2 separate regions of the Homo sapiens genome follow, and region 1 is linked to region 2. Evidence: chromatin loops called from intact Hi-C (ENCODE). Cell type or tissue: endothelial cell of umbilical vein. All regions are shown on one strand. Links, peaks and the distances in the headings refer to the core of each region. The heading gives the core; the rest is flanking DNA.

The links. Peaks named below come from ENCODE experiments on the same cell type or tissue, not always from the same donor. Only the 100,000 strongest peaks of a DNase experiment are listed, where the experiment ranks them.
Region 1: a loop joins it to region 2, with 6 times the contacts of the local background. A loop is called at or near these places in 9 of 110 quality-filtered maps.

What each region holds. Positions count from the first base shown.
Region 1 is chr14:100,898,749-100,901,655 of GRCh38, reverse strand. The region is part of intron 2 of RTL1 (retrotransposon Gag like 1); the gene reads left to right. MEG8 (maternally expressed 8, small nucleolar RNA host gene) reads right to left here. Exons shown (of 51, transcript NR_146000.1): 5 at 2,571-2,699. Among named protein-coding and RNA genes, the nearest start is that of SNORD112, 2.3 kb to the right of the region's middle. In endothelial cell of umbilical vein, for the core only: CTCF peaks have their summits at 616 and 1,060; DNase peaks (open chromatin) are centred at 1,205 and 1,945.
Region 2 is chr14:100,383,599-100,386,505 of GRCh38, reverse strand. All of the region lies in intron 2 of WDR25 (WD repeat domain 25), which reads right to left. Among named protein-coding and RNA genes, the nearest start is that of WDR25, 8.6 kb to the right of the region's middle. In endothelial cell of umbilical vein, for the core only: CTCF peaks have their summits at 1,152 (motif pointing left) and 2,636 (motif pointing left); DNase peaks (open chromatin) are centred at 905, 1,095, 1,335, 2,625 and 1 weaker place; H3K27ac peaks cover 1,498 bases.

The DNA of each region.
Region 1 (2,907 bases), core at 94-2,593, 520 kb before region 2:
GAGTGAGTGGAAGGAGCGAGGAGGTCTGGCAGGTTGAGGGGCCCTTTTCTGGAGGCTGAGCAGCAACCACAGATGCAGCCAGCTGCCAGACTGTGACTTACATGTTCAGTGGACTCATGAAAGCTCCTCACACAGTGACAGGGCTGGGGTGCCGGCCTGCTGATGAATGCAGCCCACACGGGAGTCGGGAGCTGCCTCTCCTGGCCCATTCACAGGGGTTCAGTTCCCAGGAACTGTGGGACCTTTATCAGGGGACCTCTGCTAGACAAGGCTCTGTTCTGCAGTTTCCAAAGGAGTTTTCTGCCTTATGCTCCCAGTGCAGGCACTCAGCATGTGTGTGTGCGCGCATGTCTGTGCGTGTGCGTGTGTGCATATGGGGGATGGCTGCGAGGCCAGCCAGGGCTCCTTGTCTGTGAAATGCCCAAGGTCCTCGGGGGCAGAGATGCACCTCCATGGAGCAGAAAAATTTCAAGGAGGGCAGAGTCATTCAAGGATGGAGCCCATCCTCACTGCAGCCTCATTGTCCTGCTCCTGACAACCCAATCTGTCAGCCCTGGGGTCGCCACAGCTGCTCCGACCCGCCGTGGGGGGGCAGCATCGTGTTGCAGGTGGAGTGCGCAGGCTGGTTTGCCTTCCTGGCTAACAGACAGACAGACGGCCCTGGCAGCTCAGTTAGGCACTGCAAGCCCTTCGGGAAAAACTGTTTGTTTCTCGGGAGCCTCTGTTTTTGTTGGTTTTTGTTGGTGCTGTTGTTTTAACCTATTAAAAGGTTGATTTGAAGCTGCAGGTGTGAAAATGTTTGGGAGAGTGACATTTACATGTGTCATTTACATAAACGGGGGAGGGGGCGCGATGCAGGGTGCAGAACAAGAGGCACCCACATGGGAAATTCTGTGAACAGGGATTTCTGGTTCAGGATAGCTGGTGGTGCAGAAAGGGTTCTGAAGGGCTTTGGTGTAGATGTGAAAAGTCACCGACCCAAATCCCTATTTAGAGGCAGACGCCACAGGGCAGCAAGCCCTTTAGCCCCTGCCGGACACGGAGGGAACACTCCCCCTACACTCCTTTTTGCTGTGGTTCCCTTGCCCCGTTGCTTGAGGAAGTTAGGAAATGGGATTCTGGCATGAAGCGCAGGGTTAAATTGCAGAGACCTGGACAGCTCTACATATGGCCGCAGAGAAATAGCCCCAGTATCAGACATGTGCCTGACCAGGCTCACGCTCCCGAGTAAACAAATCAAACATTTCGGAGAGCGGAGCCTTTGTTCACAGCGGCCGAGGAGGTTCCCTTTTGTGTAAAGGGCAACGTGCAAGTCATGCTTCCACTAGGTAAGGCTGTACTAACACACAAAAAGCTCATTTAGCCTGAGCCCAGCCCAGGGAGAATTTTCTGTGAAATTTAGGAGAAGTCAGGTTTGGCCAGAAGTTTTTCCAGGAATTATGAACCTCTGGAGACTGTAACCACTGTTCCTTCCGAGTGACCCTTGCCAAAGTCTGTAAAATATGAGCCTCAAAAAATCTGCCTGTGGAGAAGTCTGACTTTTTATATGTTATTTACATAAAAATAAACTCTCACCAAACTTTTCGGGAAACCCGATTCAAAGTGGTAGGGCAGCCCCTTCCCCGGCCCCCAGGTGTTCAAGAAAGCACACTTTTCCCTGGGAAGATGTCTGGGAGGGAGGCGAGCATCAGCTTTTATTGCCCCTCACACTCTCTCTGGCATTTGTGTTGTCCTCTGTTGGGTCTCCCTGCCCTGAAAGGGAGCAGCTGCCCGTCTCAGGGAGGGGGTTAAGCATTTCATGACGGGGTAAGATGGGGAGAGCTACCGAGTTTTGCTGGGTACTGCGTGTTGGCTACTGTGCTGGATGATTTATTTGCGTTATTTCCTCATTGAGATCTCAATAGCCCTGTGTGAGAGAGATTATGAGTCCTTTTTTTTTTTTTTAATATCAGGAAACCAAGGCACAGAAACACTTGGGGATTTGCCAAGGACACGCAGCTCAAGTCTGTTCTGTAGCTGGGTCTGTGCTCAGGGTGGCTGGCTTCCTGCAATGCCTCCTTCTCCCTTCCCCTGGGAGAGAAAAAAAGGGACCAAAAGCCCAAACACTGCCAGTGGCTCCTGTTACTCCTGACAAGCTCCCCAGGGGGATGCTGCCTTGGCCTCACAGCTCCTCTCCCCCAAAGCCTGTGCTCTTTTTAGAATATGACTCGGTCCCAAAGGTCCCAGCACTTGCTCTCAGCCCTGTCCTTCCCCAGAGCCCCTCATCGTTACTCCAGTCATCACATGTCCTCCTCCTGTTCTGGGACCAGACCCGTTTACCTCTGGCAAGGAGGAGCCATAATGGCAATCAGCCATTTCCAAGCTGTAATCATACCCCGAACCTCATCCCCAGAACTCACAACACTGAGACGCTACTCCCGCGCTGTGGACCCCATGACTCTGGGTTCTGGGGCCCGGCACAAGGCAAGCATCAGGGGAACGTGGTATAGCGCAGGCTGGGGCAGTGGGGGGGTGCCAGCCTGAGCCCCACCCAGAAGGGTGTTTGCAGCTTTACAACACTGCAGACTTACCCAGCGCCACGGGACAGATGACACGATCCTCCGACACTGCCCATCTGCCCATCGGTGCAAGAAAGAATTCGAGGCAGTTTTCACTGAGGCAAAGTCAGACCCAGGCAACACTGGGGGAGCCCAGGGCTCCTAGAAAGGGACAAAGGAAGGAGGGTGAGTAACAGTTGACCAGTTTCATCAATTCTAGAAAAATGCAAAACATTCCCTTTAATTGGGAAAAAAATGTCAATGAGGCATCCCACTTCCAGGGTCAGGGCTTCGGTGGGCTTCTGAACACAGTGTTTCGTGGGGCCCATCTAACTTTGGGCTCCCCAACAGGGATATTTCAAGCCTGCTC
Region 2 (2,907 bases), core at 212-2,711:
AGGAAACAACATGGAAATGATGGAGCAAAGTATGAAACTTGAGACAGTTATAAAAATATATTTGGGGAAAAGTTTTTAATAAGGTAGAAAAATTCCCCTTACACGTTACAGAAGATTGGGCAGCAGAGGAAGAATTCAAAACTGCACATACTATGCAATAAGCCCAATTATGTAAACAGATAGGAATGTAGGGCCCCCGACCAGGGAGGCCCCTCATGTTAATGAGGCACTGACTTGGGGTTGGGAGTTATCAATGATTTCTGTTTCTCCTTCATACTTCATATTTCCTGCATCATTAAAGTTTTTCACAATAAGCATCTATTACATTCATGGTCAAAAATTAAAAGGTTTTTTTTCAAAGTATTTTAAGGAAGCTTGTTACTGAAAGAATTTCTAGAGCAAATTATTCTGTAAAGCAAATAAACAACATCTAATTCATATATTTTCTTTAAAAACCTTCTGTGTTTCAGAACTGCAGGTTTTCATACAGGTACAGAAGGTCCCTGGTGGGTCTTCTGTCACCCACCCAAAGGTCTTATTCCTTTGGGACTCCCTCTCAGTGCCTGGCAGAGGGTTCTGTACATGGGAGCATTCAATAACGGCTGGTTGTGTTTTTGGTTAACGCAGGCCACGTACATGTTTTCCTTCAAAAAAAGGCATCAAAGTCTGAATTTCTACCTTTACGTGCAGTGGGTGTTCAAACACGTTAAGCCAAAAGAGTTCACTGGGAGATGAAAAGAGTATATAAAAGGGTATCCGTGCTGGGATCACAGCTATGAAAAAAACAAGCACGTTCACAGACAAGGGGAGGAAGGGATCGTCAGGAAAGAGCAGCGGTGCAGAATTATGAGTCATTGTTTTATTTTACTTAATTTCTCTAGCTGTAAATTTTTCAAAACTAATAAAAGCATATTTTACAGCTCACAGAACATTTAGAACATATTAAAATAAGTATCTTTCCACTGTAATGTGTCCAGTTGAAATGTATGAATTCCGAAGCTACGTTTTAAGGATATGAAGGAACTGGCACTCCATGTTCTTTAGATTAATAAGTTGGACTGTGTTGTTTTTCTCCTGATCAGAAAGAAATCATTTTTCAGTAAATGTTACCTTGAATCAAGGATTCTTCCACATTCTAGAAGCTTGGATGAGCTGCTTATATTAAGTCTTACTGTGCACCCTAGTGGCGAATATGATTTATCCACTCAAAAGACAATCCCTTCCCAAAGGCTTGCGATAAAATCCAAAAAATTTGTTTTAATTTTTATCGATCACTTAACATGTACACAATTTTGTGCCAGATGCTGGGGAATATAAAAATGGGTTCTGGCTCAGGAAGCTTAAAGTCTAGTAGGTGAAGCTGATATGCTTCCATGGCTACTTACGTAAAATAAGACATGAGCACAAGTCAAGGAAAGGAGGAAATTCTTGGGGAAAAGCAGGAACTCGAGCACACACTAAGTGCCTGCTATGTGCCAGGCATTGCACTTGGTGATTCACAACTAATATCGTTTACTTTTCACAAAAACCCAGCGAGGCATGTTTAATTCTCTCCACTTTATAGATACTCAAATGAAGGCTCAGAAGTGAGGTAACTTGCCAGAGACCACGCAACCAAGGGGCTGGCCGTAGAGGAAGGACCCAAGCAGGTCTTGTCACCCAGCCCCCAAGCTCTTCCCTCCTTCCTGATCCAGCAGGGGCCCAGAAGACACTGGCAGATTTTAACCAAAAGGCAGGGGGAAAGCACCCTGGGAAGGGTGTACTGCTGCACCCGCCTCTTTGAGCTCATTCCATGCTGCACCCACCATTTCCTCTCCTCCAGGGACTGGGCTGCAGCCAGCCAGGACTCCTGCCTGTGCCCGAGGCCCTATCCCCACTCCAGACCCACCACCCACACCCACACACTGCCTTCCCCAGATCACCAGGTCCCCAAGATCTGCCATGCTGCCCCACCTCTGACACCAAGGAGGGAAAAGAACACCATGTGCCTCCCAGCCAGGCCACGCACAAACCTGGTGGCCCAGCAAGCCTGAGGCCTCAGCCGGGACTTCTGGCCACAGCTCCTGCCTGGCTCCCCGCCGGTTCCCAATCTGTCTTCCCATCCTGGCTCCTCCAGCCCCTGCCATACACTCTTCACACTGAAAAGTTGTTCAAAGTCAATTTGCCCAAAACCAATTTGCCAAATAACCCCATCACTGAAAACTGACAAATATCTTAAAACAGAGAGGGCCCTGGCCCACCATTTGTATCTATGGCTTATAAAAGCCCTAATGTTCACGACACCACAGTAAAAAAAGAGGGTCAGGAGATGCCAACCCTAGCAGCCATGCTGACCCTGGCCCAACCTCATGACAGCAAATGTGCTCTGCCCTGGGAAGGAACCCAGGGTGCACAGTGCAGTGGGTGGGGCTCCCCAGAAGCTGCCTGGCAGCCCAAGGGGCCCATGCCAGTGTCATCACCTGCAGCACACACAGTCTCCTCGGGACAGGCGGGCACAGCTGCGGCGCCTGGCCCCACCCAGGGCAGCCCCACAGACCCGGACCCAGGTCTCTGAATCGCCCAGGAGCAGGGCATTCCTACCACAGTCCCTCAGTCTGAGCCACCCTCACTGCCATTCCAAGCTGGGCCCACTGCGCCCTCTTCTGGTCATGAGGTGTCACAGTTAGTTGGCTGCTCACAGTTTCCCCTCCATGGGGGCAGAAACGTCTCTCCCCCCACGTCCCCAGTGGCACCGTGCCTGGCACATTTGTCTACTCCACAAGGCCAGAAATCAATGCCTCTACTCAGGTGCTCTCTGCTCAAAAACTACCATGGGGATGCTTCTGTTTAGGAAATCTAAATTTCCCAGGCAAAAGTGACCCAAGCTGCCACTCTGCCAGCAGGGCCCAGGGAGCACTTCACGCCACC